2 separate regions of the Homo sapiens genome follow, and region 2 is linked to region 1. A link is a loop called in an ENCODE intact Hi-C map of the cell type or tissue named here. Cell type or tissue: B cell. All regions are shown on one strand.

Region 1 (8,000 bases):
TATTTTCATACACCAGTTTGTTAACAGAGGGTGCATCTCTTCGTTCATCACTGTCATAGCCAGTGTCCCATTCTGTGTTATTTGCTCCACTTCCACTAACTTGATCTCTTCCAAGTTGCTCCAGTTTCTCTTTTTCCATTAACTGCTTTTGAACAGGGGTTGGCCCTAAAACAAATTTGACTCCTTCAGGTTCAAGAAGAATCTGAGGATCCCTGTCCTCAATACTACTTGGTTCTTCTTTTGGTGTGCTGCTTTCAGCGTTAGAAACCCTCGCCTCCAATGGAACATGCACACTTGTGCGGTTTTTCCGCTCTTCTTGCACACCTGTAGTGTTGACATAGGTATGTACCTAAAACAAAACAGAAAGTGAATTAGTTAACTTACTTAAAAAAACAAAACTGAAAAAAAGCCTGACCACATCAGTTAATTTTATTGACAACAGTTAACTGTATTAACTTTCTCTCCAAATGTACTCTTACTTCAAAACTTTTGCACCTGTTTTTTTATTAATAAAAAGGTGGAAAGAGAAGGAGAAATGTAGAAATGTCTTCCTAATTTGATAAAAGAATAACGACTTCAAAATAACACGCAGGCTGGGCGCAGTGGCCCATGCCTGTAATCCCAGCACTCTGGGACACTGAAGCGGGTGGATCACTTGAGGGTAGGAGTTCGAGACCATCCTGGCCAACATGGTGAAACCCCGTCCCTACTAAAAATACAAAAATTAGCTGGGCATGGTGGTGAGCGCCTGTAATCCTAGCTACTCTGGAGGCTGAGGCACATGAATCATTTGAACCCGGGAGGCAGAGGTTGCAGTGAGCCGAGATTACACCATTACATTATCAGCCTGGGCAACAGAGTGAGGCTCCATCTCAAAAAATAAAATAAAATAACATGCAACATTATATTTGATTGTTAAACATGATAAATATTATGTAAAAAATAAAAATCAGGAACAAAATAGGGATTATCATTTTGCTGCTGTTTTAGAGGTTCTCAAAGCATTAAAACATGATCCAGAAATAAATAACGACTTTGAAAAGAGATAAGTTTATCCTTATTTACTGATGATCTGAATGTATAAGAAGATTAACTCCACTAGATTTAATAAGAGTTCTGTAAAATGCATATATATAAAATAAATGCCACCAAGTAAGAAATTATCACTATTTAGAAAAGCTTAATAGTATTTTGGGGAGATAATATAAAAATATTTACAAGGGTCGGGCACAGTGGCTCACGCCTGTAATCCCAACACTTTGGGAGGCCGGGGCAGGCAGATCACTTGAGGTCAGGAGTTCAAAACCAGCCTGGCCAACATGGTGAAACCCGGTCTCTACTAAAAATATGAAACAATTAGCTGGATGTGGTGGCCTGCGCCTGTAATCCCAGCTACCTGGGAGGCTGAGGCAGGAGAGCTGCTTGAACCCGGGAGGTGGAGGTTGCAGTGAGCTGAGATCATGCCACTGCACTCCAGCCTGGGCGACAGACCAAGACTCATGTAATTACAGTAAATAATATAACAACTCATTATGTAAAGAACACAAAGAAACTGATTTTAAAAACACTAAAAACTTTTTAATGTGACATATGGTTTACAAAACATAAGTATAACTAATTAATACAGAGGTTCCAACCAGATACTTCATTCCACACATGAAAACTAGCATACTCGGGAACACTAAATAACTCCATAACATTAACAGCAAAATCTACCTTCCTACTCGTAGTTCACTGACTATAATGGCTAAAATATGAAAAGCAGCATAAACTCTTAATCCATTGGACATTCTTATAATGGGAACTGACCATTAGTTATGCCTTTCTTAATCTATAGATGTACCTCTTCTGTGAACCCACAAGCTACTGTAATGGTAAGTTCCCCTGAATACCCGCATATATTTGAGCATAAACCAGCAAATATATGCTATCTCCTCTGATTGTTCACTACAAAAGTAATTTACAAACAGATAAAGTTAAACTTCAAGCTGAATAAAATCTTCCAGTATTAGCACAGTGATACCCTAACTCTGAACAATCATTATTGCTGTTACACAGTAGCACATGCTTACTTGTTCCTCAGCCACAAGCAAAGGATGTGTAGATTCTTCCCCTACTGAAGGCAGGCGAGCACTTCCCACAGAAGGATGTCTGCTTGACGGATGGGATGAAGCATCTCCAAATGAGGGATATCGGGGATATCCATTAGGTAAGTTCTGAGCAGCAAATCCTGGAGCTGAGTTTTTGTTTATTGGTTTAAGGAAAAGGGGGGCGGGGCAGAGAGAATAAAAATGAGTAAGAATCGAATCTGTACTGAGGATTATAGGAGGTCTTTCTGCCAAGACAGCAGAAATCAGAGCACAAATAGTATTACCCCCAACTCCATATTTTACCTAATATGAAATACTGAATGTTTTCATTTTTTAAATATTTGAAGTACTTAGAACTACGGCTGTGTTTTTTTGTTCTGTTTTGTTTTGTTTTGTTTTTGAGACGGAGTCTTGCTATGTCGCCCAGGCTGGAATGCAGTGGCATGATCTCAGTTCACTGCAAGCTCCACCTCCCGGGTTCATGCTATTCTCCTGCCTCAGCCTCCCGAGTAGCTGGGATTACAGGTGCCCACCACCACGCCCGGCTAATTTTTTTGTATTTTTTTAGTAGAGATGGAGGTTCACAGTGTTAGCCAAGATGGTCTCGATCTCCTGACCTAGTGATCTGCCCGCCTCAGCCTCCCAAAGTGCTGGGATTACAGGCGTGAGCCACTGCGCCCGGCCTACAGCTGTTTTTAAAAACTGACAACCATTATACTTCTGTTATCCAGTGGTGATTTCTAGTGTGTTATTGATTAAATACCCACAATCTATAGCTTACAACTAAACGTCTGTTATTCAAAATGTGAAAGGGAAAAGGGGTACTTACTTGTAGGTGTTCGAGGTGTTCTAGGGACTTCCAATTCTGTCTGATGATTATTTCTTTCTACAACTGGCTCTTCCACCACATTTATACTATTATTTTGCATAATCTCTTGCAACATGTTAAATAATTCTTCTGCACGGGCACACTTAAAGGCAAAGATTCCTACAAATATAAACCAAAAGGGAAAAATAGTTAACATACCTTTAAAAAAAACTATAGGAACACTTGACAAACAGCAGAATTGTAAAGTAAGCATTCTACGCACCGAGTCAGAAATCCCTTTTAAATAAATATCTGATAAATTAATGATTATTCTCTGTTTCAAAACAAACCCCCGCCAAAAGTTCACAGAATAATTTTCATTCATCTAAGGGAGATGGCCCAAAATAAAGCTAATGAAATCAAGACCTGCGCACTTACGCTAGTCTGTTTCTTAACAGCAGGGGGAGCCCAACTCACTATTCCAAGGTGATCATTTGCCATGTAACAGGCCCCTTGGAAAGTCCCTAGGTGTTTTCCAATTGTTATCTTGTTTAATTATTACAATAATTAAAAGATAGGTATTACCATTTCCCTTTTATAGAGAAGAAATTTAACATTCAATGGAAGTCCTGTAACTTGTCAAGGCCATTCAAGTAGTAGGTAGTAAAAAAATCAATGATAAAGACACTTAGTCAATTTAGCTGACCCAATCATTTACTGAAAAATCTTAAAGTTGACATGAGCCAAAATTTCTCACATAGACAATGTGCTTAATAAACAGTTGATAAATTAATACACAGTATACTATATCTTTCCTTAACAATCTGTTTATTTTGGGATTTTTTTCAGAAGAAAAATATTAATTTAATCTTTGTATACAGAATAGCTGAAAAAACAATTTCAAATACAATATTTGGGAAAAAAAACAAAGGTTCTACCTTGTCCAGTTTGACACCTTCGACCACTTTCAAAAGAAAAGAGATTCGAGTCATAGCCATAGCGTCGCAGGCAGAGGTAGTGCCATTTTACTGAGTCACGTTTGCGGGTGTATAAAATCAGTTCTGTGTCTGTAAGTTCCATTATGCCAGAACCTAACTCATTCCCATCATCATCCACATTAATGACCTAAAAAAAGAAGGTGACAGTCATGCAAATATGTCACCAATTCGTCAGGAAAATGCATTGTTGCTAATTAGTTATTTGTAATTTGTTAGTTCATTCATCAACCAATGTGTGTATCAGGCATGGACTACGTAGCCGTGTAACACCCAGTTCAGATCTGTAAGAAATTTACATTCCCACTGGGGAAACAAAATGTAGAAACACAAAGTCAATACCACAAAAGTGTATGATTAATTGACAAAGGAATGCAACAGAGGCTGCAGAAGGCAGGAAGTGTGGTCTAAGGTTGTTGAGACACCTTCATTTAAGAGGAGGAGGGCCTTTAGCTGGACCGCTAGTATAAATAAATTTACGCAGAAAATAAAATCAGAGGGGAAATCTAGTGGGTCAGGAGATAAAGGGACATCATAAAGACACAATGTTAAAGCAGAACAAAAAAAGTACCTTTCAAAGACACCAAAATAGATTGGCACAGAGTTCATATGAGGAAAGGCTTTGTACTGCTGAGCTTCAGAAAACATCCAAAGACTAAGAGCAGTAGGTAACATTTAGGGAGAAGTTACTATTCCCCTGGGAGTAGGAAAAGAGCTTTACATGTATTTAACCCTCATAACAATCCTAGACTACACTGTACAAAAATGGAATTAAGACTCAGTAATAACGTAACCTGCCCAAGGTCACAAAGCTTATAAAGTGACAGACTTACACCTAGGTTTGTGTGATCAAGGCTATTCTTTGTAACAGATCGAGGTCAAATTATCAGACACAAAACAGCTATAGCAGCATTTAGCCTACAGGTAAAATAACACCACACAATTTTAGCAAAGAGGTTAGTGAATGATGAGAGAAGAAGATTAATTTGATGGTGACTACAGGATGAATCAGAGGGTGACTTGAGGTAGAGTCCAGTTAAGAAATCACACAGGCACACATGAAAATAATAACTGAAAGACAGATAGTGATGAGATTGAAAAGGCACCCCGTAAAATGGCATTTTAAAAACAGTATTACCAGAACGGTATGGCTAATTAGATACAGAGGACCGAAGGAAAACTAAAAAAAATTCCATACTGTAAGAAAATGTTGTCATCATTTATTAAATCAAGAAAGACAGGGTGGAAAGAAAGGGAAATAGAAAGGTTTGGTGATAAAAGCCAGAAATAAGATATGTTAAGTGAAATAAAAGAAGAACACCCAACTAGGCAGTAAGATATATAACTCAACCAGTTTTACTGACCTTAAACTTGTTCCGATGGTTATCTGGGACAGTGTCTTTATCTGGACAGCTACAACAGCTACCCATGGCTTCTTCAGAAGACCATGTGTGCACTACATGAAAAATAATTTGGAAAAATTTATTAGATGAAGGATACAAAAACTGTAAACAGAAAAAGACTTTAGAAATCATCTAACACAAACATTATTCTGATGCAGAAAATTAAGTCCAACAAGGTATATGGCTGCAGCTAGATTTTATACAACTAGCTAGTTGATTTTACTCAGTAATAATGAGAATAAATTTTGTGAGGCATTAATAATGTCAAACAAATCTCAAATTTCTAGTTAAATTTGCAAAGGTCACCTATTCTAAAATCATCTAAAAAAAAAACCAACTTAAGGTCTCATATATAATATTACCTAAATAATTAATTTTTGTTCAAGAGTTAATAATGAAATTAACCCTTTGTGGCTTATCAGGAATTTCATGTCCTTCTTTAAAGAGAGAGAGAGAGACAGAGAGGGACAGAGAGAGAGAGACAGAGAGAGAGAGAGAGAGACAGCCAGAGACACAGAGACAGGCAGGCAGGCAGGCAGGCAGGCAGACATTATGTTGCCCAAGGCTGGGCTCAAACTCCTGGGCTCAAGTGATCCTCCTGCCTCAGCCTCCTGAGTAGCTGGGACTACAGGACTACCAGACCTGGCTTGTTCTTTAAATAAAAAATCACCAAAGGGATGGTGAACTTCTGGCTTGGCAGGTATTTTGACTGTTGTTACTCATTGTAGTATCTTTTATGTCTCCACAAGACAAGAGTTCATTGGTAATTAAAACAAAATCAAATTTCGAATAGCGCATTGGTAAGAGAGAAAGACAACTCAAAATTAAGCAGTAAAGTAACACACAGAATACTGGCAAAACTGATATAGCATGTCTATTTAATACTCCTTTCCCATAGAAGGTTAGAGGTAAGTGGTTATATACCTGACATTGAGTGTTTAAGAACACTCCAACTGAGCAGACAAAGAAAACTCCAAAGCATCACTTACAAACAAGGGAAATAATCAGATAGAATATGACAATATATGAAAAAGGAGGAGGGAAGGAAGCACAGAAGCTACAAAACATTACAAACATAAATTTGATTGAAGCTTGTTGAAAATTATTCAGTGGCTCTCCACTATCTTCAGTTTAACAGTATAAACTCTTCAGTATGATAGATCCGATCAGATACAATGTAATCCCTGTCTAACAGATCCAGTCTAGACTCTCCCTGCTTTCTGTTTCAAGCCCTATTCTTAGTCCTGTCAGAATAAACAAGCTGCAGTTTCCCCAGAGCATCCTGGTCTCTCACATCCTTCCAAGCTGCTCCCTTTCTGCTTCTTTCCTTTCTCAAGATTCAACTCAAAGTGCAGTTCCTCTAGGATGCTTTCCCTGACTCCAAGCAACTAGGCAAGTTATACTATTATGTATGACCGTCATGCATATGCTAACCCAAAGCACCCTGGGCTTCCTAGTATCATAGCATCTATCACACTTTGTACTGAGTAGAAATTGTGGCAGGTATCTGTTTATCTGTCTTTTCTCCTCCATTGTGAGCCCCTTGTCAGCAAGGATGAACCTTACTCATTTTTACATTCCTAGTACCTAACACGATACCTAGCATACAGAAGGTGCTATAGGACCTGTGATTTAAATGGACTGTATTAAACAAATGTGAAGGATCCCTAGCAGGTATAAGTATTAAGAAAATGAAAAAGTGTACTAGCGTATAAACCAAGAGTGTATATGATAACATATAATAGTAAAGTTAATTAAGACTCATGATATTTGGTATTTTTGCTTTAACTAATATGCCAGCTAAGTATCATAGTACAAGGACACATAAGTCACCATCTTTGTCTTTGAAGAGCTGTGAGTATCAAGGGGGAGAGAGAGAAAGAGAGAGAGAGAGATGTAAATAGATAATGCACTGCGATAAACCTTATATTAGGATATGAGCAGAGTACTGTGGGCACATGAAAGGGAACAACTAACTTTCTGGGTTAGGCAGGACAGGAAGCACTAATTGAGCTGGGATTTAAAAGAAGAGCAGAAACAACATGCTAAGCAAAATAAAGAGAAATAAGCACCTGAGACAGACAAAAGTCATGAAGTGTCACACCACATTCAGGAGAAAGTGAGGCGTTCAGTATGACTGGACTACAGGGTAGACTGGAAGACAAATGGGGCCCAACCATAAAGCAGCCTGAACAAGCTAGGGACATGTTCCCTAGATTTGAGACTTGATCTTCCAGTTAACTCGAAGATAGCCTGCCTCTAGTGTTCCCACAATAGAATGGCATAACTCTATTGTGGCCTTTATCGTACTCTACTGCAATGTTTATCTTTCTGCACCATCCACTTTGCTGTGATCTCTTTAAAGACAGGAAATCTTGTCTTGTTCATTTTCCAGGGCACTAAGCATACCAACTTACATGGCACATATTCTTTTTTTTTTTAAATCCCCCAAGACGGAATTTCGCTCTTGTTGCTCAGGCTGGAGTGCTATGGCGTGATCTCGGCTCACTGCAATATCCGCCCCCCAGGTTCAAGAGATTCTCCTGCCTCAGACATGGCACATATTCTATAAACATTTAATTTTTTAAAAAATAGTAAATGTTTAATATTAATAAATTATAGGATGAGTAATATAAGAAATTTTAAGTAAAGGGATAATTGATAGAGACATTTTTTAAAAGTCTTCTTGAAAGTACATATTTGT
Region 2 (8,000 bases), 180 kb after region 1:
ACAGTGAAATCCTACCAAGATTAAAGCCAACAAAGAAATAAGAGCCAATAGAGAGTAAGATTGAGCCATGACCACATATTTTGAACCCTTGTATGCATGCATGAAGTCAGACCTACCTACATGGACTTTAGTTTTATGAACCAATACATTTGAACCAATACATTCGTGGGCAGCTGACTAGAATAATGATTGCCTGTGCCAACTCCTCAAGTAGAATGGGGCTTTTCCCTCATGTTATTTTCCTGATCTATCCCCAGGCCCTATGCGATACTTGGGAAATCTTATCATGATAAGCCTGGCAGGTAGGCATGGGGATAAAAGGTGCAGAGAAAATGAATGATGCCTGGCACAATTGAAAGTACCACCATCAAGCCCCAGAGGGCTCTGGCCGAAATTTCAGACCACAGAGGCCTTTGTACATCCTCCATAATAATTGCAAAAGTCACAACTTTAAAAAATAAAGCCACAAAGTAAAAAGTAACCAATCCATCAGGGCAGACAGATAAAAAAGTATTTTTGTTCCTAGGTTGCCAAGATGGTTCAGCCAACATACCTTTAAAGATTAGGTATTAATGAATGTTAAAAGTAGATGAGTCTAAAAGTAGAGGACTTGCTGTGTGGATTTGAACAGAAGAGGCTAAAGAGGAGAGGGTAGGAGTAGTGCATGAAGCTAATGCACAGCTGCAGCTGCTTCCCATATGTCTCTATGAAAGATTTAATTTTTTTTTTTTTTTTGAGATGAAGTCTCATTCTGCCGCCCAGGCTGGAGTGCAGTGGCGTGATCTCAGCTCATTGCAACCTCTGCCTCCTGGGTTCAAGCAATTCTCCTGCCTCAGCTTCCCAAGTAGCTGGGATTACAGGCATGTGCCACCATGCCTGGCTAATTTTTGTATTTTTAGTAGAGATGGGGTTTTACCATGTTGGCCAGGCCAGTCTTGAACTCCTGACTTCAGGTGATCCACCTGCCTTGGACTCCCAAAGTGCTGGTATTACAGGCGTAAGCCGCCATGCCTGGCCCCTAAGAATTAATATATTTGTATGTGAAGAATAATGACACTATGATATAGGCAGAACAAAACTTAAGATATAATCTTTACCATCAAAGAGCTTCTACATGCGACAATGAGTGCCAATAAGAGATGTGATGTCACAATACTATAAAGATACTTTAACTGTATTGAGGGAGTTCCAGAAAGTCTTCAAAGAGGAAGAAACACATCAGGAGGGAGAAATAGGATCTGTAAACTACATTTATTGAATACTTACTGGACACATCATATACAAAAAAGGATGGGGGCAGGTAAGAACTTGAAGAAATTAAATATACACATTAAGTTTCTTCACTAATTCTAGCCACTAAAGAAGTACAAAATTTGTACAAGTAATACTTTATAATGAAATTTTGATGCCTGTCAAAAGGGTAATAAGCTATACATATACTACAATAAACATTTTTAAAAACTGTGCTTAATATCATAGAATTTTCTTAAAATGGGTTGGTAAAATACCTATATAGCATCCATTCTTACACACATATTTTCCATTAAAGATTGCTTAAATAGTACAAATTCCTATTGCTAAGAAATTCATGGTCAACAGCTGTATATGAAGTTCCTCTAAGAAACATCACAGCATTTGCAGTAAGTCCATTTCTCCAGTGAAGCCCACCTTATTTTCAGTTTAGCTTACTACCAAGTTCTCATGAGAACTGTTTATATGTCTTTTGCTTGGTCATCTTCTTCAAGTTTTCTGATTTCATTTTTTAAACAATTTATAGTTTCACGACTTGCTTTTAATCTCTCCTTAAGCTCTGCAATCTCAAAGCTTGTTTTTTTCTTAGCAGCTTCTAATTTTTCTCTGGTTTTCACTTCAAGCTCTGCAACTAAAGAAAACAAATACTTTTACTAAAGTATTTTTCTCACATGTTTAAGATATATGACAGGGTAATAAATATGGCATTTCCTGACGACAATGTTTCCATGATGAAATGTGGATAACTTAAGAATTACAACATTAAACATGGGTGCAGGTTGGGGGAGGGGAAGAATGTCTGAATTCCCAAGAGAGGATCTAAGATGTTTCCTACAACTAAAAATAAAATTCTGGTCACCAACTCACAGTTAAAATTTTAAGACATAATGTCCTTTTTTCCATACACATATTAAGATTGAAATAAGGGGGCACACAAACCCAAGATACATCAGCTAATGAGAGGTGACTGGGCGCAGTGGCTTATGTCTGTAATCCCAGCACTTTGGGAGGCTAAGGCAGGTGGATCACTTGAGGTCAGGAGTTCGAGACCAACCTGGCCAACATAGCAAAACCTCGTCTCTATCAAAAATACAAAATTAGCAGGGCGTGGTGGTGCACACCTGTAATCCCAGCTACTCTGGTGGCTGAGGCATGAGAATCACTTGAACTTGGGAGGCAGAGGTTGCAGTGAGCTGAGATGACGCTAGTGCACTCCAGCCTGGTCGACAGAGTGAGACTCTGTCTTAATGGGTGGGGGTGGGGGGGAAGCGTTAACTACAAGTATTCTTAAATTTATATACAGGTGAAACTTTTTTTTTTTTTTTTTGAGATGGAGTCTCGCTCTTGTCGCCCAGGCTGGAGAGCAGTGGCATGATCTCAGCTCACTGCAACCTATGCCTCCCAGGTTCAAGCAATTCTCCTGCCTCAACCTCCTGAGTAGTTGGGACTACAGGTGCATGCTGCCATGCCCGGCTAATTTTTTGTATTTTAGTAGAGACGGGGTTTCACCGTGTTGCCCAGGCTGACTGCGAACTCCTGAGCTCAGGCAATCCGCCCTCCTTAGCCTCCCAAAGTGCGGGGATTACAGGCATAAGCCACCAGGCCCGGCCCAGGTGAAACTTATAAACAAAATCACACTATCAATACAAGCCAATATCTTTTTTTCAAATAGGTGGCAATAACTGCTAAAATTTGAATCCCAGCTCTGCCACTTACTAGCTGTGACACTGTAAGCTATTTCACCTATGTTCCTCACTTATGAAACAGAAATGATAATGGCAAATACTTCATAATATTATTTGTTGAGAAAACTTTTGAGACAGGATCTTACTCTGTCACCCAGGCTGGAGTGCAGTGGTGTGATCTTGGCTCACTGCAAACTCTCACTCCCGGGTTCAAGTGATTATCCCACCTCAGCTTCCCAAGCAGCTGGGATTACAGGTGTGAGCCACCACACCCAGCCTGTTGAGAAGACTTAATGAATTAATTTATGTAAAGTACCCAGAATACTGCCTGGTACAGAAAAAGCCCTATCAACTATTGTTATGAGAAAAGAGAAACATTAAGTGATATCTGAAACTATCTATCTATAACAAAGTACTAAAGAAATGTTACTGCAAAACAGGACACATCTATTTAAATATGCCACTTGGATATGTAGCATGATGTTTTACAAAGAAAAATATCTGCTTGTGTCTAACATTTCCATCTTGTGGACATTTTTGGTAACTGCTGCTCACTATTAAAGTACACTTATACTTACTTTCACTAATAAAAGATGGTCACTAATTGGAAGCCAGATGGTTTGGTGGGAAAAAAACCCAACTATGGAAACAGAAAAGATCTGATTTCAAATAAACCCTTGCTTCCTTATTAGCCGAATGCTAACATTTCTAAGGCTCCATCAATCTCTTTGTACGATACAGCTAAAACTAGGTATTTCTCAGAGGATTTACGAAGATTACATGAAGTAATTATATGTAAAGCATCTAGCACATAAAAAACATGCAATACACGGTAAAACCCTGTCTCTACTAAAAATACAAAAAATTAGCTGGGCATGGTGGCGAGCACTTGTAGTCCCAGCTACGCGTGAGGCTGAGGCGGGAGAATGGCGTGAACGCAGGAGGCGGAGCTTGCAGTGAGCCGAGATCGCGCCCTGCACTCCATCCAGCCTGGGCGACAGCGCGAGACTCTGCCTCAAAAAAAAAAAATAAAAATAAAAAAAATAAAAAAATTCAATGAATATTAATGAGTTCTTTCCTTATTTTGCTCATTGCTGGTGACTTGCTTTTTGTGATTGTCAAAACAATTCATATTTTACTTTGTAATTCTTTTCATTCTTTTACAAATTATTTTTATACATAGGTAGTACACACAAGATTACAAATTAAAAGATTAAAGAGTAGACAGTGAAAAAATATGCCCTTCTACTACACTTGTTCCCCAGCCTGCCATGACCAATCAGTGCTTCTTCCCAGAGATAATCACTGTTGTGTTCTCTGATATCTTCCCAGAAATAGTCTGCTGATATACAAAGCATATACCCAAGTGCAGTTTCTTCTTCTTCCCAACACAAGTGGTATCATTCTATACACATTGTTTTGCACCTTGCTGTTTCACTTAACATTATATCTGGAAGCTCACCCTATAACACAGAGCTGTCTCATTCTTTTTAATGACTACAGAGGACCTAATTGAATGGATAAATAAAATTCATTTAGTCTGCCCCCTATTGATGTACACTCAGAGTATCTCCATTTTTTTCTTTTACAAACAATGCAATAATGTGTATGCTGTAAATAATCATTTTAGTATATTTGTAGGATAAATTCCTGGAAATGGAACTGTTATAGAATATATATGTACTTGTAATTCTGGAAGAACATCAAGCAACTCAAAAGGATCTACCAATTTATAATCCCATTAGCATTGTGTCTGTTTCCCTACTGCATCAACTTTTTGGTCTTACCTAACCTGAAAGGTTAAAAACAGTATTTCTGTAATTCGCATTCATCTTATTACTATTGGGGCTGACTCATCTTTTTTATAATGTTTGAGACATTTCTCCCTTTCTACAAATGATCTGTTTTCCTTTTGCTCATTTTCCTATTGGGTTATTGGCCTTTCTTATTGATTTGTAAGAGCTATATACAGCTTTATACAGTAGTCCCCCCTCATCCATGGTTTCATTTTCCATGCTTACAGTTAGCCACTGTCAATAGCGGTCTGAAAATAGGTGAGTAAAAAGTAGAATAAGATTTTTTTGGGGGGTGGGGTGGGGAAAGAGCACACATTTACATAACTTTTATTAGAGTTCATTGTTATAATGTTCTATTTTATTAATTAGTGTTGTTAATCTTTTATTGTGCCTAATTTATAAATTAAACTTTATCATAGGTATATATGTATAGGAAAAAACAGTATATAGGGCTTGGTACTATCTGTAGTTTTAGGCATCCACTGGGGTTCTTGGAATGTGTCCTCTCCAGATAAAGGGGGACTACTGTATGTTAAGAAACTAGTCATTTGTGACATGAGTACATTTTTCTATGGCCTGTCAGTCTTTAGACTTTGTTCCCAGTGCTTTTTACTATGCAGAAATTTGTATTCCCCTATACCCTCTCTCCCCACATCAATTTAAAAAACACACTGAATGATATGCGCTTTGTTAGATGCTGGGGTACAGAGGCAGGAAACAGGTAAGAAAAAAATGCACTAATGTTATGAGGTAATCATAGGGAACGACAAGAGTAGACTGGATTCAAATCAAGTAGAAAGGGTGAGTTTTATGAAGGAGGGCTTCTTGGTAGTAGTAACATCTAAACTGAATTTTAAACAATGAGAAAGGAGTTAGGTAAATGAAGTGGGCATACAGGCCCAGGAAGCAGCATAAAGACAAGGAGTCCTGTATAGCTGTAAGCGGTAGTTTTAAAACTAGCCAGGGAGACCTGATTAACTCAATTGTCAGAAGGACAGCATTCACTGTAGATATAACATAGATTTGTTGTTTGATTCATGATACTTTTATTTTTGACAACTTGTAAGACTGCGAAGGGCACTAGATGTTTGGAAGAAGACATGAGTTAATTAGCAATGAGATCCTGGGGGAAAACATTTTAAAACTTCTTTTAGCTTGTTCCAGTGTTCTGCTTCCTATGTGTTAAATGCTTATACAAAAAAAGAAAAGTTTCTGTTTTTAATTTCCCAATGAAGCTCAATTTCGAGAAAACAAATCCAAAGAATTACTACTTTTATAAAGTCAGTTCAGCATACTGGTTAGGAGACAGACTATCAGGCTTTTTACAACTTATTAGTTAAGTGGACAGATTTTGGGTTTAAAATGCAGGCTCTACTGGGTAATTTTGGGCAAGTTATCAAATCTTTCTAGAGCTTTTACCTACAAAATGGTGCTAATCATAGTATCTTCCTCCTAGGGTTATTTTAGAGTATTAAATAAGTTAAGAAATGGAAAGTGCTTGTCAGGTACATAGTAAGCTCTCACTAAGTGTTCACTATCATTTTTACTATTTCTTGAAGAAGCAACTAAAAAGCTAGATCATTAGTGCTTAAACTTCCAATATACTCCATAATAAATATTCTCTCTATAAAAATACTATTAAATTTTTGGAGCCTAAGTTCTGAGGACTGCCAGGGATCAAGTTCTGATTCTACTACTAACTAGCTGTGTGACCCTGGGCAAGTTTCTTAACCTCCTTATACCTCGGTTTCCTTTTCTAAATATTACCTAATAAAGCTGTTATAGAATTAAGTGAGTTTATACATGTACAGACTCAGAAGAATACAAATAGTAAGCACTGAATAAGTCTGGCATTTTATTATTACTAAATATTGACTATCATATGCCCTCAGATTATTAAAACTATACATATTTTTTAGACCTTTGATTAATATTCCCAGATAGCTTTCCTAAAGAGCTAAATTTATACTCACAAAACAATTCATGAGAGTGCAAAGTTTACTCTTAATCGGTACAACTATTTAAAATTCCTGGCTGGCATGGTGATTCATGCCTGTAATACCAGTACTTTAGGAGTCTGAGGTGGAGAAACCTGCCCCTACAAAAAAAAAAAAAATTAGCCAGACATGGTGGCACATACCTGTAGTCCTAGCTACTGTTAGGGGGCCAAGGCAGGAGGATCATGTGAGCCCCCAAGTTTGAGGCTACAGTGAGCTACGATCATGACACTGCAACCCAGCCTGAGTGACAGAGCGAGAACCTGTCTCTAGGGGAAAAAAAAATGCTTTTGCTAATTTAATAGGACAAATATAGTCATTCACTACTGTTTGGTTTGCATTTTTAAAATTATTAGCAGGGCCAGATATTTTATCATTTTATTTACTGGTGATCTCTTATTCTATCTGTCTGTCCATACCTTCTGCCCATTTATCTACTGAGGTTTAACAGGTTTTTCTATTTATCAATTTTAGCATTTAAAAAAACATTAATTCTTTGCCATATTTTCTGCAAACTTTTCTTCTTTGCCTTTTGGAAATGCAGAAATTAAATATACTTAATAAAGTCTATCCTTATTTTAATGTGATTTTTCCTAACACTTTAAATTTGGAAAGTCCTTCCTAGCCAGGATAGCCAGTAATCTAATTTTTCAAAAAACAGGCTGGCTGATTTTCAAAAAAACATTTAAATATCTTTAACTAAACTGGAATTTGTTTTGGTAAGTACTATGAAGTGATGATCAAAATTAAGTTTTCTTCCCAAAAGCTTACCAATTATGCCAACACCATTTATGGAATTAGACTTTTCTTCCTTATTGATTTGGTACTGTTAAGAAAATGAACTAAAGATCACACAGAAAACTTAATTTATTGATAAAAACTTCCCAAGGTTATACAGCTCCATACGTAAGATTTAACACATTGAAACAGATTTATAGCCTTTTCACAAAACATATTATTTATAACTACTTGTTATACATAAATAAATGATAGTTTTGTCAAAAACAGAAAAATGTGAGCACTTGAATTTTAAAAGAGAATTTTCTGCCATGAATGGGCACATTTCATGGTATGAGAGAAAGAAGAGAGTGATCAATAATGAAGCACAGTAGTGCTTTTCACCTTTTCAAAGTGATCATATACTTAACTGTTTTATGTTCATAACATTTTTGCAGATAAAGAAACTAAAGCATACAAATTTTCAATGACTACCTAAGTCACAAAATTATAATTAGTACCCAGATCTTTTAAGTCCTAATCAAGTGTTTTAT

Evidence for each region. Hi-C counts contacts between places; a loop is a spot of excess contacts. Peaks named below come from ENCODE experiments on the same cell type or tissue, not always from the same donor. Only the 100,000 strongest peaks of a DNase experiment are listed, where the experiment ranks them.
Region 2: a loop joins it to region 1, with 16 times the contacts of the local background. A loop is called at or near these places in 45 of 110 quality-filtered maps.

Annotation. Positions count from the first base shown.
Region 1 is chr12:69,566,354-69,574,353 of GRCh38, reverse strand. It overlaps FRS2 (fibroblast growth factor receptor substrate 2), which reads right to left. Exons shown (of 9, transcript NM_001278356.2): 5 at 5,258-5,349; 6 at 3,837-4,023; 7 at 2,920-3,078; 8 at 2,073-2,236; 9 at 1-349. The coding sequence starts at 5,323. Among named protein-coding and RNA genes, the nearest start is that of MIR3913-2, 14 kb to the left of the region's middle. In B cell, CTCF peaks have their summits at 3,141 and 3,341 (motif pointing right); a DNase peak (open chromatin) is centred at 3,363; H3K27ac peaks cover 4,149 bases.
Region 2 is chr12:69,384,029-69,392,028 of GRCh38, reverse strand. YEATS4 (YEATS domain containing 4) reads right to left here. Exons shown (of 7, transcript NM_006530.4): 7 at 1,159-1,882. The coding sequence ends at 1,713. Among named protein-coding and RNA genes, the nearest start is that of YEATS4, 28 kb to the right of the region's middle. In B cell, CTCF peaks have their summits at 3,208 and 3,414 (motif pointing left); a DNase peak (open chromatin) is centred at 3,468.